3 separate regions of the Mus musculus genome follow, and regions 2 and 3 are each linked to region 1. Evidence: chromatin loops called from intact Hi-C (ENCODE). Cell type or tissue: left cerebral cortex. All regions are shown on one strand. Region 1 overlaps Ttc22 (tetratricopeptide repeat domain 22). Region 2 overlaps Mroh7 (maestro heat-like repeat family member 7). Region 3 overlaps Acot11 (acyl-CoA thioesterase 11).

What was found. Peaks named below come from ENCODE experiments on the same cell type or tissue, not always from the same donor. Only the 100,000 strongest peaks of a DNase experiment are listed, where the experiment ranks them.
Region 2: it touches region 1 in a loop (6-fold over the local background); 32 of 42 quality-filtered maps call a loop at or near these places.
Region 3: it touches region 1 in a loop (2.7-fold over the local background); 2 of 42 quality-filtered maps call a loop at or near these places.

What each region holds. Positions count from the first base shown.
Region 1 is chr4:106,626,816-106,634,815 of GRCm38, reverse strand. It overlaps Ttc22 (tetratricopeptide repeat domain 22), which reads right to left. Exons shown (of 7, transcript NM_177667.5): 2 at 592-647; 3 at 287-402. Among named protein-coding and RNA genes, the nearest start is that of Ttc22, 8.4 kb to the right of the region's middle. In left cerebral cortex, a CTCF peak has its summit at 3,688; DNase peaks (open chromatin) are centred at 2,267, 3,727, 3,990, 6,851 and 3 more places; H3K4me3 peaks cover 240 bases; H3K27ac peaks cover 3,580 bases.
Region 2 is chr4:106,704,935-106,712,934 of GRCm38, reverse strand. It overlaps Mroh7 (maestro heat-like repeat family member 7), which reads left to right. Exons shown (of 24, transcript NM_001126487.1): 5 at 1,599-1,682; 6 at 2,898-2,977; 7 at 3,219-3,348; 8 at 4,369-4,464; 9 at 5,080-5,184; 10 at 5,341-5,476. Among named protein-coding and RNA genes, the nearest start is that of Mroh7, 19 kb to the left of the region's middle. In left cerebral cortex, a CTCF peak has its summit at 4,300 (motif pointing right); DNase peaks (open chromatin) are centred at 4,311 and 7,379; H3K27ac peaks cover 853 bases.
Region 3 is chr4:106,786,997-106,794,996 of GRCm38, reverse strand. The region is part of intron 1 of Acot11 (acyl-CoA thioesterase 11); the gene reads left to right. Among named protein-coding and RNA genes, the nearest start is that of Acot11, 8.8 kb to the left of the region's middle. In left cerebral cortex, a CTCF peak has its summit at 4,609 (motif pointing right); DNase peaks (open chromatin) are centred at 5,052 and 7,000; H3K27ac peaks cover 1,279 bases.

The DNA of each region.
Region 1 (8,000 bases):
GTGTGGGTGAATTGTTTTACCGATAGTGTCCAAGCCTTCCATAAGCTGCTTCACATGTCGCTCAGCGCTAGGATCAGTCTGGTGTCACACCTGGGACTGCTATACCCTACAGTTGCTCTATTTATTGGGGCAAGGAGCCGGGACTTCCTTGGGTAAACAATATGATTGTGAGATGAGCTGGGGTGAGACACAATGAGAGACAGGGCTAGAGGCAGACAGAACTATTGCCAGGTACAGGACAGCAGGACAGAGGACACTACTCTTCAACCCTGCCTGGAGTTCCCACCTTGGTGTCGGGAGTCTGAGGACTTGAGGACCTCTCCGAGCAAGGCCAGAGTACGGTTGAAGGCTGGCAGCCTCTTCTGCTCCTCACTGCCCATCTCCAGAAAGATGCCATCCAGCCTATGGGCAGAAAAGGGTTGTGGACCCCATCCGCCCCTCCCAGCCATCCCCAGAATGTTGCCATGGTGCCCACAGGCTCCTTGCCATGGGAAGGCCCGCCCACCCCTGCTCCATCTTCGCCTGGCTTCCGGGCCACATCCCCTTCCACCGTCCCCCCCCCCCCAACCCATCTCCAGACGCAGGCCTGACCTGATAAAGAGTGTTGCCATGGTGAAGTACCAGCTCCTTTTCTCTTCTATCGGGATCTAGAAAGCAAAGGATGGGCATGCTGTATGGCGGTTATTGAGATACTCAGGTTGTTTACAAGTCCCCATGCTTGTGAGCTTGAAGAGGCAACAGGTACGGTGGGGAGGCCTTTGACCCTCAACAGCCCTGATGACAGTGCCCTGCTGGGCAGCCTTAGGCAAACCAGCTTTACTTCTCTGATCAAAGGGCACTGGAGACTTCACATGAGCCCCCTGTGAAGTGGTCACTACAGAGCGGGTGTGGGACACCCTTTCCTTTCTCCACCCTTTCCCTGGCTCCCCCAGCCCTGGGCTCTGAGCAGCTGGGATCTTTGTTCTCCTCCCAACTACTCCTCCTTCCCTGGGCTCCGTCTCACTTCCATCTTCCTGAGAAAGCCTTCCTGGGGATGTTAAGTGAGTCTGTTCAGCTCAGCCTCCCCCGGCCTCCCTGAATATTTTCCCATTATTATTCTTGCCAACCTCACTGTGCATTTAGACTGACTTGGGCACTAGATAAAATATTTATGCTGCTATTTAAAGGAGTAGCTCCTCCTGCCTTGGAAAAGAATTTTAATGAAAACCAATAAAATCCCCAGTGCATGTCGGCAACTCTGCCTCTGGCTCTTGACCCTCCCTCCACATTTATCTCCCCATCCCCTCTTCTGCCTTCCCAGCTCAGGAGCGAGCTCCCCCTCACTACCCACCCCCACACTCCCTTACTCCAGCAACATTCAAACCAGCCAGCATTTCTGAGTAGGGATGTGGCCTCAAATGGCAGCTGAACTCTGACAATGCCAGGTTCACAAGCCGGCTGGGGAGACAGGCCTGGTAGGGAGAGGCCTGGGGTGTGTGCCAAGGTTCTCATGCAATTCCCTGGATCTCACAGCAAACCCAGGCGTTATGCCCACTTTCCAGGTGAATACAGTGAGGTGCAGAGAGGTAATGTGACTTGCCCAGGATTGCACAGATGGACATGGCAGAGCTGATGTTGTTTAGCTCCATGGCCCATGCTCTAGTCACCATGCTTGACTGTCAAACCCTGGAGGAGGAGCAGAGTCTGACCCTGAGAGTGATGCACACCATCTATGTAAGATGATGTCACTCCCAGCTGGGGTTTCTTTCTTCCTGTTTTTTTTTTTGGGGGGGGGTGGTTTTTTGTTTGTTTGTTAGTTTGTTTGTTTTGAGACAGGGTTTCTCTGTGTAGTCCTGGCTATCCTGGAATTCTTTCAGTAGACCAGGGTGGCCTTGAACTCAGAGATCCATCTGCCTCTGCCTCCCAAAATGCTGGGATTAAAGGTGTGTGGCATTACTGCCTGGCTAGAGGATATATTTTCAAGCTGGATCTTGAGTAGGTTGTGACACTTCTGAGAGTGGGACAGAGACTAGGGTATTTGGTGGGAAGGAGGCTGGCTTGAACAGATGTATGGGATGCAGAATAAGTAACCGGGAGGGCAAAGAACACTGTGTATATGAGTAATGTAGAGGGAGCCAGAGCCAGTGAACGGGATCCTGAGTAAATCTCTCTCTCCCTCTCTCCCTCTCTCCCTCTCTCCCTCTCTCCCTCTCTCGCTCTCTCCCTCTCTCCCTCTCTCGCTCTCTCCCTCTCTCCCTCCCCCCACCTCTCTCTCTCTGTGCATGTGTGTGAAGGAGACATCTTGCATCTGAGCTCCAGAGTGGTATGACAACTTATTGGGATAGGTCCAGGAAACCTGAGCCCTAGAGAGATCTGCTGTGTTTCTTAGCTTGTGTTGCCTCTGATTATTTGCATGGTCCAAGGCTGGGGGAGTAAAGACAGGAGAAGGAAGGTGGGTCCCATCTTGAAGGGCTTTGGCTTGTCAGGAAAGCCAGGTGTAAATCCATAATTAGAATGGAAAGGATGCAGGAGCCACAGGAGACAGTAAGAGATGTTCTCTCTAACCCAGAAGTTTCTCCAAGCCTTTCTGGAGAAGAGGCATTAGAACAGGGTCCTCAAGAAGAAAGGGAGCCACCCAGGGAAATATAGTGAGAAAGACTATTCCAGGAGGACTGGCATTGTGGGCAGAAATTCAGAGATGTAGGAGAGTGATGTGTGGTATCTACATGTGACCAGGGCTGGAACCCCTAGCCCCGGGAGTTAGGGAATCAGCAGGGAAGAATATCAGGAAGCCCCAATATACCAGACTTAGGCTTTGGAGCCCATTTGTGGGAAACAGTTGGGAGCCATAGCAGGGGTTAGAGCTGGGTAGTGCCAACCTCCCACATGGAGGAAGGAAGCACCACACTTCCTTCCGTGACCCCATGACAAAAGATGGGGCTAACACAGGAGCTGATGGGATGGATTCTGGCTTCGAATGAGCAAATCAGGGGCTGGCAGCTCACACACCTGAGTGGTCCAACTGGGTGACCGTAGGGATGAGTACTTAGGGGCTGTATTCTTAACTGCAAAGGAGGATAGTGCTACATGCCTCTGGGGCCTGTGTGGGTGGGTCATTCCTAGGGCAAACACTCATGTCCTAGTATGGGCTGGCCTGGGGGTGTTTTGTCTAGTGTAATCTGTTTCAATACCCCAAAGAGCCATAGGATTTCAGGGCCTAGAGCCTGAAGATATCCCACCTCTCCCCATTCCCCCTTCTCTAGGGCTACAAGGCATCTTTCTTACTTCCACAGGACCCCAATTATGTTTTGTTTTGAGACAGTATCTCAGTCAGTATGTAGCCTAGTCCTGGACTTGTTGTGTAGCCCATGGTAGCCCATTTGCTATGTAGACATTCCTTTCATTGGCATTCAGATCCAAAGATGTTAAATTATTCCCTCAAACCACATAATCTGTGAATGACAGAGCTGGGAGTTCAACTTCTACTTCCATGGCCCTAGCCTCCAGTCTTTTCCTCAACACTGTTATTGATCTCCTTATTCTATATCCAGGAACACTGAGACCAGAGAGGCGGAATAACTCCATGTGAGATAATATCAAGGTTTACAAATGAGTCCTTCCCCCACCACTCTGCTCACCGTCAACATTCTAGAGTTTATAACCCAGTTACGGTTTTCATGATGGAAGCAACATCGCCACCTGGTGGAACTATCCCTGAATTGCAGGAGCAGTTCCTAGGTTCTTCTCTTTCCCTGCCTTCCAAATTTGGAGGCTAAACTGACATTTCCAAAATGTAGCTATTTGAATATGACACGTGACGAATCTCAAATGTAGCAGATCATACTTGTGAGTGGGCTTCAGGCTGGCTTCTGAATTACAGACGGGGTTAGTGGCCATGGAGTGGAGGCCTCAGAGTGCTGCTGGGTTTTCAGCATCCCGGAGAAGAGGCTCCTGGATGCTGTTCCTCCATAGTACAATGCCAGCCTGAAAATAGCCTTGTCCCTTTAAAAATCCTGGCTGTTTTGGAAGTAGCAGCTGAAGCTGTTACCAGGGGCAACCTGGCAAGCCACAGTGCATTAAATTAAACAGGCCTGTGACTGCCCGTGTGCTCCTGCCGAAAGGAGGGGCTGCTTGCCTCTCCTGCTGCAGAGCCTCAGCAGGCAGGCAAGGCACATAGCTCCAGGGTTCCCACTCCTAGAGGCAGCCTGGGAGGGGGCAAAGGCTGAGAGCACTCTGGAAGGAGTTTCTGGGACTGCTCGGCACGGGCTCTGTGTGGGACACTCCGTGCTCAATCATCATCAGTGCCCTGATGCTCTGACAGTGGCCAGCCAGCACCAGAGCCTTAGCTACAGGCTGGCCTCGATTCTCAGGAAGGGATCACATGAGACCCAGCCTGAGTGTACAGTGACCCTGGGACTAACGAGGTACAGGTGAGAGTGACAGATGACTCTAGGGCTTCCCTGAGCACCAGCCTCAGGATCCTCTGAATCTCTCTTGTTCCTCCTGAGATGGGGGAAGCTGGCATAAAGCTATGGAGGCTCCTGGCGTCACCCGCTTTTTCAGGCCACCTCTGACTTCAAGTTCACGTTTCCCCCACAGTATCGAACCACAAAGAGCTAGGGTTTAAACAGTGGCTACCATTTGCAAAGCACATTGAGCTTAATTAGGGCTTCAGAATGTCCTGTGTGGAAGGGAAAGTGGGGAAACTGAGGCAGGGTAGTGTCCCCAAAGCCAGGACTGAGACTTCCTCCTGGTATTCTTTACCCCCAGCCCCACCCTCCACCCTGTTTAATGAGAAAAGGTCTTCCTGAGCTAGCCCAAAGCTTGCACTCATCCTGTCTCCACCTCCTGCTAGGACTATAGGGGTGCATCTCCATACCCAGGCTTAGCTATTGTTATATTGATAGTCAAACCAATAAGTAGCACCCCCGATCTATGGTCTCGTCATCAACCCCTGCCTCCAGGTTCCGTGCCCTATTTGAGTTCCTGTCCTGACTTCCTTTGGTGATGAACAGTGCCATGGAAGTATAAGCTGAATAAAACCTTTCCTCCCCAACTTGCTTTTTGGTCAAGATGTTTCATGGCAGCAATAGAAATCCTGACTAAGACATTTGGTTTATTTTGTTTGTTTTGTTTTGAGACAGGGTTTCATACCGTAGTCTAGGTTGGCAATCCTCCTGCCTCAGTCTGGGTGTACTAGGATTACTGTGTGAGCCACCAGGCCTGACTTAGAAATGCAAAGTCTTGACTCACTCCTCTGTGGCTCTAGAGGTGTGGTTCGGAGATTGGTTTGCTTACTGTGCTAAGTTTGAAAGCCATTGGCTGGACTGATCGGGGGTGGCGTGAAAGTGGGCTGGTACTTTTTTAATGGGCCAAAGGATCAGACCCTTCTCCTCCGGGAAGCCTGAAGATCCTGCTTCTGTGGCTGGTGGGTAAGGGACATTGGCAGGTGACCTGGCAGTACTGGGAGAGGATGCACTGTCACAGGGCAGGTTTGTGTTAACTCAGGCACATCCATGGGTGGTGCCTCAGGATCCAGAGACAAATCTCACTAAACCCATGGTTTATAGAACGATAGACTTCTGATTAGACTGGATGGTCAGCCAGGTTCTCAGACAGTATTTGCCTCGGCAAGGTGAACTTTGTCCTGGCAGCTGCTCTGTACATTCCAGAGAGGCCCCAGAGAGCTGACTAATGATCTCCTGGGAGGGGACTGATGGGAAGGAGGAAGGCTCCTTCCGGGTCACCGGGTACAGTGGTACCTGCTTCTCACAGCAGCCTTGGAAGGTATAGTTAGTGTCTTCCTCATAGGAATTAGAAAACAGCCTAAGAGCCACAGTTCAATGCCTCAGTCCAAGCAGAAGGGCCAGGCAGGATTCAGGTTCTCATTTGCCTCTCTCCAAAAACTGGTTTTTCAACTGCCAGGAACAGTTGGAAGGTGTCAGACCTGCCTAGGAATGTGTCCTTCTGGCGCAACTGGAATGTCTTCCGTGGTGACAGACCGGGCCAGAGCACAGGGACAGGACAGGAAGAAGTCCTTCCAGCTCTGCTGGGGGTACTAGTGTTCTCGCTTCCCTGCCTCAGCAGGTGTGTGGAATAACAGAAACTTGAGGTCCTCTGCTCCAACCAGGGATCCCAGAAGGTCACTGAGCCAGCCTCCAGAAAGCTTGTGGCAGGGTAGCAAACGGACTGGTGGGGGAAGTTTAGGGATTGGGTGTGACACCTTGGGAGTGAGTGTCTGTCATCATCCTGGGTTCCCTAGAGAATTCCACCTAAAGGACTTCAAGTTCCCTGCTGTCCCTTTGTCATGACTTCTGGCCCTGTGGGTCGCCTTGCTTCTTGTGGTCCCCACACTGACTGAGCTGTGAAGAACCATATCTCTATTGTTGTGGATCTGAGGCAGACTCCAGGGTCTGTAGTGGCTGTGGGCGTGAGAGAGTCCAGTGCCCTCTCAAAGAAGAGCAGTACGCCTGACTCTCCTCAGCTCCCCAGTGCACTAATATCCACCGTGCAGCAAGCACCCTGTGCATATCCTCTCTTCTGTCAAACATAATTGAGTCAGGTGATGCTAAAAGCAACTGACGTCTCAGGTCCTGTGTCTTTGAGAATATGGAGACGCAGCCCTCAAGGTCACCAGATGGGTGGGACGACAAGGCTGCAGCAGCCCCAGAAGCAATGAGCAGCAAAGCTGAGGGACTTTTGCTATCACTGAGGCAGGCATGCTCTACCCTGAGCCCAGCCCCTGACTGTGGTTCCTCCCTGTCACTCAAGGCTGTGTGCCCTTGGGCAAGCCTGCACCTCTCTGAGCCTCTGTTCCCTCATGTGTGGACTGGTGCCAATAACGTGGCACTGCCAGCATTTCTATGAGATCAAGGGATGATGATGCGGAAAATCACAGGCATGCTTGGTACCCAGCTCGTCAGCCCCTGGCCTGGCTTCCTCCTCCTGTTTCTGAACTGGATCAGAACACTCAGAACTGTGGTGGTTCTTGTTCTCAACTGTCGCCATGTGCACACAGGGGTCCTGTGGACATGTGTGCCCAACTGTACCCACATACATCAGGAACCCTGTGGAGGTGTGTGCCCAACTGCACCCGTGTGCACACAGGGATCCTGTGGAGTTGTATGTGAGACTAACGGCAACCATGTGTACCAGAGATCCTGGGGAGGTTTGTGTGTGTGTGCCTAAAGGCAGCCATGTATACACGGGGATCCGGGGGCTGCTGACTGAGGGTCCCCTCCAACCCTGCTGGGCATGAAAGATGGAATGCCCTCTCTGTTTGTGAGACAGGCCTGTGGCATCATCACCCATAGTGCAATCCAAATGGCTTAAGTGCACTGGACGCTCGCTTTCCCTCTGGAGCCTGCTGTGCCCTGCATGTGAGGGAAACACAGTGTCTGATGGGCAGTGTGGGTCTGTGAGGCCCGAGTTAGACACAAACATTTATGAAAGTGAACTTCTGAGCTCACACAGCCCACAGGCTCCAGTTTGGCAGTGGGTCTTACCGTTACCGAGGCCTGCTGTGACAGGTGGGGAGGAGCTTGTGTGTGTGAGTGTATGAGCATAAACGTGTGTGAGCACTCACTTGTGTGGGCATGCATGTGTGCAAATGAGTCTTCATGTGTGTTCACACGTGAATCTGCACTTGTGTTAGCAGGCACGTGTTGCACAGGACCACACACCAAGCAAAACTGCCACCATCTTCAGGAGTTCTCTTTACATAGCCCTGAACTTGCTGCATAGACCAGGCTGACCTCAAACTCAGAGGCCTCTGCCTCCTGAGTGCTAGGATTAAAGGTGTGTGCCACCACAGCCTGGCAAATTCTGTGCTCTTAATGTCCACGGAGCCTTGAGATTTGTGACCAGGAACCACCAAAAATCAATCTCTGTCTCTTTTTTTCTCTCTGTCTCCCTGTCTCCATCTGTCTCCTCCCTCTCCCTCTCCTCCCCCCACCTCTGTGTGTGTGTGTGAGTGTGTGTGTGAGTGTGTGTGTGAGTGTGTGTGTGTGTGTGTGTGTGTG
Region 2 (8,000 bases), 78 kb before region 1:
GTCCACTCACGTGTGCAGCTGTCTCTGGCTAGTCATTCTTTTTTTTTTTTTTTTTAAAGGTTTTTATTATCCTTTTTTATTATTATTCATTTTATTTATATGAGTACATCCCAGAAGAAGGTATCATGTGGTTGCTGGGAATTGAACTCAGAATTTCTGGAAGAGCAGTCGGTGCTTTTAACCACTAAGCCACCTCTCCAGCCCTGGCTAGTCATTCTAAATTGGCACCCTTCCCCCTTTCTGAACCGCAATTAAATGACCCATCGCAGCTCAGTTCAGTCGATGCTGGGAGAGGGGTTAGGAGTCAGTTTGACTGACCACAGTTTGACTGGGATCAGCTGGGTGCTTCATCTGTTCTACGTTGTATAGACAGATCACCGTGGAGGCTGACACTCGAGTGTCCCTTGCCTGCCAGGTTCTCTCTCTGCATGGGCTCATTCCTCAGTTTAGCCTGGGTTTCCTTCTGGCGTGGCGTCTGGGTTCCAAAAAGGGAAAGTGTATTCTGGGACAAACCCAGGTATACATTCTTTCCACAACGGCCCGGTGGCCGGAGGTGAAGGAGATGCTGTCCATTGATAGGATACCTGCAAAAGAACTTGTGGCCGTAGTTAACCTTCCATGTTCTGCATCAGATCAAGGCGTTCCCCCCCCCCCTTCACTGTGTAATGTTAAGTGATTCATTTCATGGGGTCTTCTTCCTTAAGATGATGGGAATCAATGGATTGGCTAATGTGTCCCCTCTCCCAAGTAGCAGAATACCTTCATCTGACTAGACTTTACTAAAGGGCTGAGAAGTGGTACTGATGGTAGAATTTCAGGTTGAGGTGTATGGGCTCTTTCTGTCCTTCGGTTGATTAGTGAGGGAGAGGTGCTTTATAGCCCTTCATACCTGCTCCTCCAAATGCAGACTGCAGGGGCCATCCTTCCCACCTGACCATCAAGAGTTTCCACCAACCTTTATCCACCCAAACACTCCTTGAAGAAACATGTCCCTTTTCTTGGGCTGTGATAGTTTTAATTGTCAGTTTGATATAATCAAGAATCACAAGGAAAGAAAGTTTCAAAGAGAGATTGCCTAGGTCACATGCATGTCTGTGAGGGATTATCTTGATATTATCAGTTGAGTCATAAATCCCCACCCACTGTGGGTAGTTTCATTCCCTAGGCAAGAGATCCTGAACTGCCCCAAGAATGGAAAAAGCGAGCTGAGCGCCTGACTACATGCATTCTTTGCTCTCTGCTCCTTGACTATGAATGTCATGTGACCACTAGTCTAAAGCTTCTATTCTGTGACTTCTCCACCACTATGTAGGGTCTCCTTGTAGCTCTGGCTGTCCTGAAACTCACTATGTAGACCAAGCTGAGCTCAACTCACAGAGATCTGCCTGCCTCTGCCTCCAAAGTGCTGGGATTAAAGGCATGCAACGGGAAACCAAACCTAGACATGGGCCAATGCCAGGGTTGGGTGGTTGGGGAAGAGCTACCTCCGTGGGCTGTAGGTGTTGGGTGGCTAGAGGGTGCTGCATTATGCTGCCTAAGGGGAGGGCAGAACTCAATGGTGGTCTCACCGAGTGGCTCTGCTTCCCACTGGCCTGAAGGTAGCGAACATCATTACTTACCAGAAGAATCAGGAAATGGTGGAAATGAAAGAAGAAAAGGAGGCAACCGTGAAGATGATGATGGTAAAGAGCTGTAGGCGGGCCTGTGGGACTGGGGTGGAGTTCTGAGGGTGACAGCTGGGTGAGTTGGGAAGAGGACAGGAACAGGAGGCAGGCACTTCAGATTTGAGGCTCAGTTCTGTCCACCTCTCGCTGCTCACACCCGACAAGAGGGAGTATGGACAAGTTGTTGCCCTTCTCTGAGCCCCACTCTTGCCATCTTACAAATGGGTGCGTTTATGCCCGCATCTTTGCCTGTGGGAGGACTTAACCCAGTGGCTAGTTCATTGCAGCAGAGAACGGTTATCATGAACCCATTCTCTCACCTCTCCATGCAGAAAGCCCTCTTGATGGGCAACTTCAGAGGGTTCCCTAAAACAGTCTCCTCTTAGTTACTCATTAGGAGGAGACTGGGCCCCAATAGCCATGGAGGCTTACATAGTTGTAGTCAGTTTTATGATCCTTAAAGAGAGGGAAAGGAGTTACAGAGCTAACTCAACCAGCAGCGTTTGCCTCACAAGAAAGACTTCCTGAGTTTGAGCCCCAGAACACACATAAAAACCACTCGTGGTGACATTCATAATCCCAGTGTTGAGGACACAGATACAGGCTTTCTGGCCAATCAGACTAGACCAACTGACCAGCTTTGGATCCTAGCAAGAGCCCTTGCCTCAAAAACCAAGGTTCATAGCTCCTGAATAATACCTCTGGCCCCTGCATGTGCACATGAACACACACACACACACACACACACACACACACACACACACACACACATCTTGCATACACATCTGCCCATATATGATACACAAAAAATGGCGAAAGTCCCGTCCTTTGATATATTTAACTTTCACTAGCATTAGTCGAACATCTACTATGTGTAGGTATTAAATATGAAGTGAAAAAATTAGGACATTTGGGAATTTTAATTGGACAGCTTTCAAAGGCCATGCCTGGCGCTTCTTGCTTGGGTCAGTTCCATGGTTTAGTGGTCTGTCACCAGAAGGGCACCATGGGAATTATTCTCCTGGTGCTCTCCATATGGAATGCGCAGATCAGGGCATAGACTGTTTAGAGTGGTCTTGAACTGAGGGCTTGACATTGATCTGGGCAGAAAGCTGGCTCTCCTAACTGCCCAGTGGGGGAGTGTTCCCAGGCCAAGGGCCTGCATGGCCTGCTGTCAGAGCCCGGAAGTCAGCCCCCAAGCTGGCTCTCACTGGCTCTATGGTCCCCATCCAGAGACAGATTCAGGAGGAGCCGCTGGATTCCCTTTTGAGTCCTGCTCGACGGCAGGCTATGGAGATCCTGGCACAGCTGAGGTATCCCTGTCCTTTCTCTTCCACACTCTGCCCCTTCTCACACCCCTGTCCACTCCGAGCCTTTCCCTCTCCCCCTGCCCAGTTCCCTGTGGACCCTGATACTTCCACACCCGTTGCTCACACCCCACCTTCTCCTGTGGATCTAATCTCGGGTGACCCTCCCTAAGTCAGGTGTCCCCTTCCCCATGCTGCATCCTCTGCCCCCCCCCTCACTCCACACCTGGCATCCTGTCTCTCTCAGTCACACCAAGCCTATCCTGAGCGTGCGGGAGAGGGTGGAGCTGGTGAACACCTGTGTGCGGAGCGTGTTCTCACTGCCCTCCGTGCAGGCCATGCAGGAGAAGGACGAGTCCAAGGCCGAAGTCATCCAGGTGAGCTGGACCCTCCTGGTTCGGCTTTAGGTTTGGGGACATCCTCAGAAGGGACAAGGTTCAGGGGTGAGTGGGGGCTTTCTATAGATGGTCTCCCTTACTCCTTGGCTGAGTGGCCCGGAGCACCTCACGTCACCTGCGACAGTCTGAACAGATACTTGATAGCTATTCAGCAGAAGGGTGAACTGTTGCAGTAATGGCTTCCTTAGGAGGGCCCTGTCCTGTATCAGGGATATAGATAGATGCTGTAAGGCCGTAGGAAGTGGGCAGGATAAGAGGGTAGTACTGAGGACTGTGCTCTATGGAAGAAGACTGGGGGAAACTGGGCAGAGACCTGGAGAACAGAGCCTCAAAGGGGGTTTGGTGAGCATCTTTAAGTCTCTGCAGAATCATTCCTGGAGGTACCACAGCAGGGGATACTAAGGTATAAGATGCAAGGAGAGCTAGGGTCAAGCGGGATGTTGAGTGAGAGGGGGGGTCCAGCTGTTCGGCTACCCTTTCTCTCAGCAGGTATTAGCCATGTTCCTCTCCAGGTCACTACGGTAGTCTCGCAGTAGTGTGACGGTGGAGGAGATGGATGCCATCAAAGAACCCAGTACCCAAAAATCTCCGCAGTAGTCAGTGCTGCAAGCATAAACCATGGGGTATCAAAAAGAGTATGGGATGAGGAACATGGCCTAGGGTGGATGGAGCACGTGGTTTCCTGGAAGAGGGTGGCAGAGAACCTGTACAGAACCCATGCCAACTGCCAGGATGATAAGTGATGTGACTGAAGACTGGAGGGTGGGGGGACAGGGACTCTGACAGGCGTGCTGTATAATAGGTAGGGGTGAGGCCACACAGACAGATAAGATAGCGTCTGGGTTCTGGATTCTCAAGCTGGTGGCCTGAGAGGGCCCAAAGTCATGGCCAGAATCCTTGCTGTGGAAGGAACTGGCAGCCCCTTGTAGTTACAAGTCGTGCCAGCAGAGGGCGGTGGTGTCTAACAAGCTCCCAGCAGCTCTGTCCTCCTGTCCACAGATCCTTTACTACCAGACCTTGGATTCCTTGCAGAAACTTCTGAATGCCCTCTTTATTGAAGACCCCACTCCTACTGGGCTGAAGAGCATCCTGGAGGTGCGGCGTGGGGGGTGGGGGGGTGGGGACGACACGGGGCAAGCAGGGAAAGGGAGAAGGAAGTAGGAAAATGGCTTCATACAAGTGGGAGGTGGGCTCTGAAGGAGTGGCGTCATCCTGAGCCAGTGCCCTGCTTCCATGTTGTATTTTACGCTGTTATTTAGTTTTGGTGACGCTGAGGGTTGGACCCAAACCCTTGTACCTGCGAGGCAAGCCCTCTACCTCTGAGCCACAGCAGAGTCCTGTTCCCTCTTTCCTTGTTTATCTGTATACACAGTCACACTGAATTGCCCAGCACTGCCTTGAACTTTTGATCCTATTATCTCAGCTTCCTGAGTCACTGTCTGCAATTCCCCTACAGCCACTGCTCTTGCCCCACCCCTTTCTCCATTGTTATCCATGTCTCTTCTCTCTTCATTGACCCCGTCCCTTCCTTTGCTCTGAGTCCCCTTCTCAGCTCAAACCCCACCTGTCATTGATCCTCAGGAAGAGAAGGAAGACGGTGGCAAATTGCCTTCTTTCTTCTTCTGGAAGCTTCTTGCAGATTACTGACTTACCCACAGACAGCAGGGGCTGGCAGACAATGGTAGCAGAATCTCTCCCTTGTCCCCACAGCCCCTAGGGCCCTGGATGAACTCTGGGAAGGCCCACGAGCGGGCTCGGGCTGTGAACAGCAACGTCTCTGTGTTGAACCACACACTTGTGACCCTGCCATTCTTAGTGAGTGTTCCTGGGTGTGACCCTGCCATTCTTAGTGGGTGTTCGGGGGTGGGGGCATTCCGGTGACTTCTCAGTTGATCTTCTGCAGCTGGGCAGGTCTTCTTGCCCTGCACTATGTAGCTATAGACTCCCTCCCTGTGATTGTGACACTCACAGATATCCTCGGGCTTCCCAACACTGGGTCTTCTGCTGGGGAGGCTCCTTCTTCGAATCGGGGATCCTGATGAGGAGATCGGACGGGAGGCTCTGGACGGCATCACCATCCTCTACACCATCCTGGATCTCCAGAAACGTATGCCCAAGTCAGGTCCCTAGCCACTGCACAGCTAGGGAGGGGAGCATGGTGGTACGGCTGGGCAGTTGGAGGCAGGCAGAATGGGTCAGATGGGGATTAGGAGCTGATGGGAAACTCCTATCTCCATGGAACCAGGAGCAGAGGTACAAACTAGCCATTGTTTTTCATGTTTGTTTGTTTTTAAGCTCTGGCCCCTGACTTTTAATCCTCCTGACTTAGCGTCTCAGGTACTGGGACTACAGGCATGTACTGCCCTGTTAGACAACAACTCTATCACGACAGGAGCTGTCCTTCAGTTGGCTAAGCTTTCCCATATTGTTCCAACCTTGATTTCTCCTTCTAATGTACCATGTGCACCTAGGTATGATGGCCCTGATGTCTTCTTCCTTTGTCTGTCTTTCCTACTAGACTGTAATGCCATGAGGGTAAGGCAGGATTCTCTGTTCTTTCTGAGTCTAGCCATGGGCTGGCATATGGTCTTATTCAGTGAATATGCATAGGACCTAATGAAGACCAGGTCCTACATTAGAGTCTGGAGCCTGTAAGTGAAAGCACAGCCTGAGGTTAGGTTTCAGGGAGCTCATGAGATGGTTTCCAGGCTGCCTTCAACCTCCTGCCGTTCTTTCTCCTTAGTCCCGATTCTATATCAACCAGGAAACCTTGGCTGGTTTCCTAGTTTCTCCTGACTCTGAAGGCAGAGTGGCCTGCATGTCACACCTGGTTTTGGCTCTCGACTTTCCCAGCTTGAGTGACCTCTTCTGTATATTTTTCTAGATTTTCTCATCTGTTACAGGATTATGGTTGAGTGCTTTTTGAAATATTAAATGGTATTCTTCAAACGAGTTCATGGGAAGAGATCAGCTCAGGGTCCCATGTCATAGGTGCTTGTCGAATAGAACTCTCTTCTCTTCGTGCCCCCCACTTTCTGGGATATGTCTGGGGTCCCTATTCTTTCTCATTGCTAGCATGTGGGGCAATGTTTCCTAAGAGATTTCTCCACTGGCCTGGAGGCATGCATGTCTTTTAAACAGGTGGGTGAAAAGTAGGCTACAGTGTGTCTTTTTTTGGGGGGTGGGGGTTATATTTGAGACAGGGTTTCTCTGTGTAGCCCTCAGTAGACCAGGCTGGCCTCAGAAATCCACCTGCCTCCACCTCCCAAATGCTGGGATTATGGGGTTAAAGGTGTGTGCCACCACTGCCCGGGTCTTTTTAATGTATATAAATACACTGTAGCGATCTTCAGACACACCAGAAGAGGTCCCGTTACATTTGGTTAGGAGCCACCATGTGGTTGCTGGGAATTGAACTCAGGACCTCTGGAAGAACAGTTACTGCTCTTAACCACTGAGCTATCTCTCTAGCTTCGGTAGGCTATAATGTTGATTAGCCCTAGGACAGGGAGAGTATAGTCCAAAGCGAGGCTGCCAATGGTGGCTGGAGATGTGAGACACCCAGATTAATTGAATCCACATTTGGCGGACACGGAGTCATTTTTAATATTTTTGAGTATGATCTGTCCTGCTGCTATTCAGGTTGAGCTGAGTGCCTTGTACTTCTTGGGAGAGCCCCAGGCCACAGTGACGCTGGAGGAGAAGGGCATTAGCTTGGGATGGCCATCTGTGGAAAGTGAAGGGCTGTGACTGGAGCTGGCTCTGCCTGTTCACAGAGCACCAATTCCCTTCCTGCTACCGGAGCATGCTCTGTGCACTCGCACTGCTTCTGTGTGCTCGCACTGCTTCGGTGAGCCTTTCTCGGGCCCAGGCTTTGTGTAGGTCCAGGCAGGACCCAGGCCTGACTCCCTGGGCATAGTCCCTAAAAGTATTTCCTTCCACAGATGACCCCAGAGGCCCTCCTCTGTACCAGGCCCTGCTCTAGATCTGGGGACACAGCTTTGAAAAGAGATTCATTAGGCATCCCTCCCTTCGGCTTACCTTCTCGTTGCCAAGAAACAGACAATAGGCAAAAACAAACAAGAAAAGCACGGAGGAAGTCAGATGCTAAGCTCTGAGGGGACAGGCAGACATTTTCACATGCTCTTGCCAGTGCCAGGCCTGATGGCACATGCCAGCAATCCCAGCCCTGAATGGGAAGTGTGAGGCCGTGCTGGACAAGAGGCCCTGCCTCTAAAAACAAATATACAGGCCTCACACTCACCCTCAGCCTGTGCGGAGGGTGGAGGCAGAAGGCTCAGGAGTTCAAGCCATCCTCGGCTGCACAGTGAGTTTGAGGCCACCCTGGGTCATGTGATCCTCTGTGTATAAACAAAACCAAACAAAAGCAACAATAAAAATTCGGACTCCAACACAATAACAACTCAACCCCCAAATTGTATTGCAAAGCGATGGACATTTAGTGGTTACAGTGCTGCCCAGAGTGTGCCAGGACCTGGGTTCCATCCCAGGACTGAAAGTGAGGAGGCAGGAGGGGGCTCACCTTTAATCCCAGCACTCTGAAGGAAGGGGCAGATGGTTCTCTGTTAGTTCAATGTCAGCCTGGCCTACAGAATGAATTTCAGACCAGT
Region 3 (8,000 bases), 160 kb before region 1:
CCACCGTGACCTTGTCTTCATTGATTGACTAGCCCCCAGTGGTCCTAGTTACCTTCCTGTCTCAACAGGAAGTTGTGTTAGGACCATCCAGGAGCTCATGAGGCACTGAAGGAGGTGCCTGGGCTTGGGCAGTTGCTAGCCTGGGGCCATATTCAGCTTCAGTTTGACTGTGGAGGCAACCCCAGTGAGTGGACTTGCTGTCATTCCTTGTACACAGAGTGTAGGTGGGGGGGGGGACGACCCAGGCTGTCTGAGCTGACCCCATAGCACACATGACAGAGTCTGAGCCGCAGTACTACCACTCATCTATGCCTAGGGCTGTAGTGCAACTATGTTGCCTCTTAGAGCCTTGGGAGAGCTGCCGGCTACTTTTGCTGGAGAGTGGAAGGGTCCAGAGATCAGCCTCAGAGGCACCAACTCACTTGGCCTGTGTAGGCTGCAGCCTGCTCCGTGAGCCAGATTCCACGTCTGCAGGCCTCTTTGGGGTAGGCTACAGAACTTGCATGTCACTGGCGGTGGTAAATAATCATCTCCCGTTTCTTATCTGTCTGTGGGTTTCCTCTGTGGTTCAGTGACGGGGCTTGTCAGTCAGGTGAGATGGTAAGATGATGGTGTCTGCTGAGCCTCTGCTAAATGTCCCTAACTGCTTTGTGAGGCTGCGGTGTTCAACTGCCTTTACAAATGAGTCAAGGCCCTGGGTTTACATCACTTTGAACTATTGAACTAGTTAGAGGATTAAACCATCTTGTCCAGGGGCTGGAAAGAAGGCTCAGTAGTTAAAAAGCACTTGTTTGGGGGGGGGGCGTATAGGGGACTTTCGGGATAGCATTTGAAATGTAAATGAAGTAAATAACTTGGGGGGCGGGGGGGGGGGAGCACTTGTTACTTTTCAGAGGACGCAGGTTGTATTCCCAGCAACCCACATGGTGGCTAAAAACCGCCTGTAACTCCAGTTCCAGGGAATCCAGCGCCCTCTTCTGGCTCCACGGACATCGGGCACAGCTCTAGATGTACATGCAGGCAAAGCACCCAGGCACATAAAAACAACTAAGTTAAAAAATAATAATCTTGGGTTGGTGAGATGGCTTAGCGGTTAAGAGCACTGACTGCTCTTCCAGAGGTCCTGAGTTCAAATCCCAGCAACCACATGGTGGCTCACAACCATCTGTAATGGGATCTGATGCCCTTTTCTGGTGTGTGTCTGAAGACAGTTGCAGTGTAGTATATAAATAATAAACAAACAAACAAATAAATAAATTTTTAAAAAATAATAATAATCTTGCCTGACCGCAGCTTCAGCTGGGCAGGACCCCGGGTGCTGTGGCTTCTCACCATGTCCTAGGCTGACCTGGCTGAGCCTGACATCTTTGTCTTAGGCCTGCTCTGCCCTGTGACTGCAGGACAGATGGCACAGCTAGCTGGGTCCTCTGCCACTCCCCTGGCCACAGGCCTGTGTGTGTATCCCTGCCATTCCAGGAGTAGCTTCTCTGCAGGTAGACGGTGACATTAGAGTCATACAATGATGAAAAGGACCAGAGTACTTTGGGAACATTGGCATGAGCCAGGCCAGACCTGTCCTCTAGGGCCCCTAGGCTGATGGGACAATTCAGGTGGGTATAAACTGATAAAGACATCGTGGCTAGACTGTGGCCGAAGAAGGCTGAGGTGGCCCTCATCACTCAAGAGGGGTCCAGGTAGGCTTCTTGGAGTAGGTGACATTTGGCTTAGCCTGTAAGCTTCTCTAGGGGAGGAGACACTTGTGGAGGGCCAGGAAAGAGCCTGTCTGACAAGGAAATGGTGTGTGACCCCCTGAGGACTGGCTTTCTGGCCCCCTTCCATATGATATAGGTATCTTTCCAGGAGCTTCCTCGGGAGCCTTAGTCACCATCAGTGGGTCATAAATTCATCAATTAATGCTACTCGAGGCAGCCCTCAGTGGGCAGGGCTGTCGCTGGGAGGGAGAAAAGTAGGGCCTCAGCTTTACATTCGTGCCTTCGGGATGTTCTGTAGACAACCCAGCTTTAGCTTTAGTCCAGTGCTGGAGGGAAACCTGTCCCTGTCAGGATTTATGATTGCGTACTGAACTCCAGTAGGATGACTGTAAGGGCTGCCACACAGTAGAACTGTTGCCTGCTGGTCTGCTCTCACCCGCCCTCCACTCTTATCCTTGCTCCGTATTTGAGACCTCTTGGCCTTGAACTATGTGGCCGAGACTGTCCTTGAACTCCTGATCATTGTGCCTCCAACTCCCAAGAACTTGCTTATAGGAGGGCATTACTGTTGGCTTTCTTAGGGTACTTCTTGCCTCTTCATGTGGACATTTCCTTCACAGTTAGAAAGTTCTGTATGAACCTCACCTTGGCTCTTCAGAGACCTAGGAAACCAGCCCCAGACTGGGGGCCCAGAGGAGACCTTTGTTCCACCTGCTCACTGGGGACCTATGGGTCCATTCTCACATCTGTCTCTCCACTCCTTGGCCTTGTCCTATCTGTGACATGAGAACAGGCTGTGATCCACCCTAGGGTGTGGTCTAGCTTGGGTCAGAGGCCTGAAGGGGGAGCTCCCCATGGGCCTCCATAAGGCAGCCTTGGTTTCCCAAAGTCAGGTGGCTCCTCACTTCCTTCAGATCCCTTATGAGGCCTGAAGAGACCAGACTAGCATCTTGTTCTTCCCTAAAACATACCCTGTGAGGAGTGTGTGTGTGTGAGAGAGAGAGTGTTTGTGTGCACGCATGTGTATGTGTGTGTGTGTCTGTCTGTGTATGTGTGTATATATGTGTGTACCTGTGTATGTGATTGTGTGTATGTATGTATGTATGTATGTATGTATGTATATATATGTGGTTGTGTATGTGTGAGTGTGTGTGGTGTGTACGTACATATGTATGAGAATGTATGTGTAGGTATGTATTTATATATGTGTGTAACTGTGTGTATATGTGTGTTATGTATTGTATGTAGGTGAGAAATTCTGATTGGTTTTTTCTTTGTTTACGTGTGTCTTGCACACACGTGTGAGCAGTGCATACTGGCGGAGGCCAGAGGAGGACATCAAGTGTCCTGCTCTATCACTCTTCTTCCCTTGAGACACTGAACCTGCTGCTAGACCAGCAGCCAGAACTGCACCTCTCACCCCCCACCCCCATCACATTGATGGACTTACAGGTCCACATGGCCATAGCTGACTTTTCCTGTGAATACTGGTTAAACTCATGATTGAGCAGCAAGTGCTCTTATCCACTGGGCTGACTCCCTACCCCTCTGGCTGGTTCTTTGCTAGCTCTCTTCCAGACTCAGTGTCCTTCCTATCATTGGGAATACGGGGTCCCCAGGGTCCCTGTAACTGAGCTGCTTCATATCATCTGATGTTTCCATGATGGAGAAGGCGCATTTTAAAAGAGCAAGTGGTGGGGCTCAATGGGTAAAGGTGCTTGCTGCCAAGCTCTGTGACCTGAGTTCCATCCCTGCCATCCACCTGCCAGAAGGGGGAAAATTGAGAACCGACTCTTACAAGTTGTCCTCTGACCTTCACAAGGGCATGCCTCACACCCTACCCCCAGTACACACAAATAAACACAATGTAATAATTTTCTGTTCAAAAGAGAGCAAGTGGTGAGCCAAAGGTTTAATGACTGTGGGCCAAGGGGAGGGACCATCTTTAAAGGAGCCAGGTGTGGTGGGAAAGCCCCAGTTTCTTTCCTATGGCATCCCAGACCCCCCCCCCCCCAGGCCCTCTGAGTCAGCCTTGTCCAGCCCTCCTGCTTTGAAGATAAAAGTAAGGATTGCAGGCAGGCAAGGCTGAGGTGTGTCTCACTTGACAATGGAGTTTGAGCCTGGTGCATTGGCCCTTTGGATGGGGAGTGTGCAGTCATGACATGGCAGTTTGGATGTCTTTATCTGGAAAGAGTTTTCAAGCCCAGAAGGGACCCACTGGTTATAGCAGCTCTGGCTGGGACCCAAAAGGCAACTGTGGAGAGTCTGCAGTGCCATGTGCTGGGGACCTGATCCTCAGAGTTCCTTTTGCAACACCTGCGTTGGGTGACCTTCCCTTTGCCCTTTACTGGTCAGTCATGGTGTGGGCATGTTCTCTCTCTCCTGTTCATGTTTCCTTTCCCCCATGTGTTCAGTCTGGATCACCGTTACCAGTTACTGAGTAGAGTTGAGGATAATGAAGCACACAGTAGGCTCACGCCAAACAGAAGATGGATTTCCTTCCTCTCTCTCTCTCTCTCTCTCTCTCTCTCTCTCTCCTTCCTTCCTTTCCTTTCTTCCCTTCCCTTCCCTTCCCTTCCCTTCCCTTCCCTTCCCTTCCCTTCCCTTCCCTTCCCTTCCCTTCCCTTCCTTTCCCTTCCCTTCCCTTCCCTTCCTTCCTTTCCCTCCCTCCTTTCCCTTCCCTTCCCTTCCCTTCCCTTCCCTTTCCTTCCTTCCTTCCTTCCTTCCTTCCTTCCTTCCTTCCTTCCTCCCTTCCTTCTTCCCTTCCTCCTCCCTTCCTTCCTGCTTCAGCCCCGCTTGCTCTGGCCCAAAGATTTTTATTATATGAAACACACTGTAGCTGTCTTCAGGCACACCAGAAGAGGGCATCAGATCCCATTATGTGAGCCACCTTGTGGTTGCTGGGAATTGAACTCAGGACCTTCGAAAGAGCAGTCAGTGCTCTTACCTGCCGAGCTACATCTCCAGCCCATGACAGCAGATTTCTTAAGAGGATCTCTGAGCTTGTGCCCGAGTACTTTTTAGATGCTAGGTATCCATCACGTGGGCAGCTCTCTGGCTCTGGGGGACCCTCCACCTGCCATACTCCTCAGCAGATGAACTAACACCAGTACTTCCCAGTCTCCATGAAAGCAAAGCCATTCCCATCCCAGTTCACCTACCAGTGACTTCTTGTGTGGTACCAGTTTCCACTTGGCTGGCTCTCATCTTTTTTCTAAATCATTCTGACTGGACTCCTTCTCCTCCTCTCAGTTGGCTCCTTTCCCATCTGCCTTCATGCTGCCTCCGGGAGCCGTCTGGGGCTCTCCCTACACCGGGTTGATGGCGCCCTGGGTCTTTTTCAGACTTCTCCTTCATATCTACTCCTTATGTGGGAGTATGTGTGTCCCTGTCTGCAGTCTTTCCCGAGACCGCATCTGCTGTCGTTACTAGGATTGCAATGCAAACCACCCTGAAACTCCGTGGCTTAGCAAACCCATCAGTTTGTGATGCATTGTAATTTGTGGGTTGGAAATTTGGGCAAGGCTGGGCAGAGCTCTGCAGTGCAATTCATCTGGCCTGCGGGGCCCAGGTAGAGGTTATGGGTGGTGGTTAGCTTGTGAGTGAGCTTGCCTAGGGTCTAGTATGGCTTCACTGGCATTGTTGTGGGCAAGGCTGCAAGGTTGGGCTTAGCTGGGAATGTCATTTAGAGCATCCACGTGTGGATTCTTTGTCGTGACAGTTTCAGGAGAGTTAGATTTCTTACCTGGCAGCTAGGTCCCCCAGAGGGACAGTTCCAGGAGGCCTAGGAGATGCAGCAAAACTTCCCATGACCTGGGGTTGCAAGCTTTGGTTGAAATGTCACTGAAGGTGATGCAGACTCAGGGGAGAGGATTAGACTCCTCTTTCTCTTGAGTCTTGAGAGGAGCCACGAGGCTCTAGTACCCTTTAACCTAGAACAGGTGTAGAGCCCTGTGCCTTTCAGATGCCCCCACGGGGCTGGTGATTGTTTTTTGCTGGTTTGTTTTTGCAGGTGTGTAGCCCCCCTTTCAACAGAGGGGTGCGTATCAGAACTGTGGTACATTCAGTGAATGTTTAACAATAGCTGGAAAGTTCTTGGTCCTTATCCTCACTCATTTCCCCCCCATCCCCCCCCCACTCCCCTAACTGGGTACTAACACTTCTTCCTCACTCCAAGCTCCCCCCACCTCCGCCTGCAGTACTGCCGCTAGCTGGACCTCTGAAATCTGCCCTTGGCCAACACTTTGGCCAGGCCCTGCCCAAGTGCCATTTCTCCCAGCTAGCAGCATAGGAGCGCTGAGGACTCTACTTGCCTCTCCTCATCCGAGAGGACACGCAAGCACGCACATCCAAAGTGGAGAGATCTGAAAGGCGGGTCCCGTCTCCCGCCACTTACGGACTCCAGCACTTGAGTCAAATCTGCACTCTGGGGATCTGCCCAGCCTTGGGCCACGTGGACCAGGTTACCCTTCTGACTTCTTCTTCTTTTTTTTTTTTCCCTCCTGACTTCTTACCTACTGCCCTCTGATAGTCACACCAATCCTCTTGGGGCGTTGCATTCTCTCTCCTTAGAACCACACCCCCCTCCCATGTCTTTCCTAATTGCACCCTCTCATTCATTCATACATTAGCCAGCTCCCCGCAGGAACCCTCCCACTCACTACTGCCTCAGATTAGAAAAGGACCTTTTCCCTCCATCATATCCCCTCTCCTATCGTTTTCTTTTCTTTTTGAGACAGGGTCTCATGTAGCCTAGGCTGGCCTTAAACTTGCTTTATAGCTGGGATGGACCCTGAATTTCTGATCCTCCTGTCTCCATCTTCCAAATGTTGGGATAATACCACAACCGTTTCATGCAGTGGTGGGGATCAAACCCAGGGCTTTCTGGATATTAGGCAGGCATGCCACCCACCGGGCCACACCCCTCGATGCTCTGTGTTTTCTTTCCTTCTTTAAATGGCCTTGTCTTGTTTTTACATGTCATGAGAGATGAGATGGTCCCATCACCCTGAAGAAATGAATGGAGTTTTAACAGAGATTAACCTCAGTGATCTGAAGAGTTGTTCTTTCTACCTATCCGCCTTACTTGGAATGCTCCTGGTTTCTGACCAGCCCTCAGAGATCCAGACCAGGCCACCAATAGTCGGTGCCCTCCCTGATCTCCCTCCGGTTATCTGTCCTTTCTGAGGGTCCCACACATTCCTTCTGGTTTCTTGCTCACAGGGTTGGGCCTCAAGCAAAACCCCAGCCTGGGGCTGCCTCCTCCGCACTGAGTCATTCCTTCCTCTCCTCCCCTCCCCCACCGTACTGGGGCTGCAAGGCCTCAGCCACCACAGCGCTATGCTTTGGTTACGGTAGGAGTTGCCACAGTTGAGTTTGTGGATGGATGAAATCATGAGGCTGTTTTCACATAAACAGCTATTAAGGTAGAACCAGCCCAGCCCATAATCAATCTAAACCCAGGGGACAGTGACAGAAGCGCTGGATGCAGGGTCCCCTGCTTGGCTTTTTTGTCAGCCTGCTGATGACCAGGCCCGTCCTCATTCCTGCCATTTGGTGCAGCATGGGGCTCTACGGAACTGGTCCAGGTTCAGTCTCCAGGGGCACCACGGGAAACCCCTCCAGGCTCAATCTCCAGGTTCTCACTGGGCCCTGATGATGTTTGGCCTTGAACAAAAGCAATTTATTGAAGATGGTTTATTCGTGGCCCAGGGGCTCCTCCTGGTGCCCACCTTGTTGCCACCGACCCTTTCAGCTGCTTTCTAGTAATTCCAAGAGTCTGTTTCAACTTCCTGAGGGTCTGGAACCTTTCTAGAACTGAGTAGCATGGCATTCTGGCAGTCATCAAGTGCAGGGTGCCTGCAGAGGACCACAGACTCTGTCCTGCCCAGCCATGATTCTCAGTTTAAGTGAAACCCTAATATAGAAGAGAGCTTTGTGTTCAATTGGCAGTAATGGAAAGAAATGTGAATGTTTTTGTCACAGGTCCCAGCTGCCTTCAAAGCATTTTCTGCACAGGCCACCTGGCCATTTGTTCTCCATAGATGTCACATACCCCTGGGACCCGTGTCTTTCTGAAGTGCCTTAGCTTTTGGACAACACAAAGCACAGCAGTTTGGGGCACTTCCTGTGGGTCAGGTCCCGGTCTAAGCACTCAGACTCCTTTCTGTGACGCTCATGTTCCCATTTTATAGTTGTGAAGACTGAGGTCCAGAGTAGCTTAAGTTATGCTCGGTTCTCCAGCAAACCAGAGGCAGGGCCACATCCAGAGTACCAAGAACCTGTGGG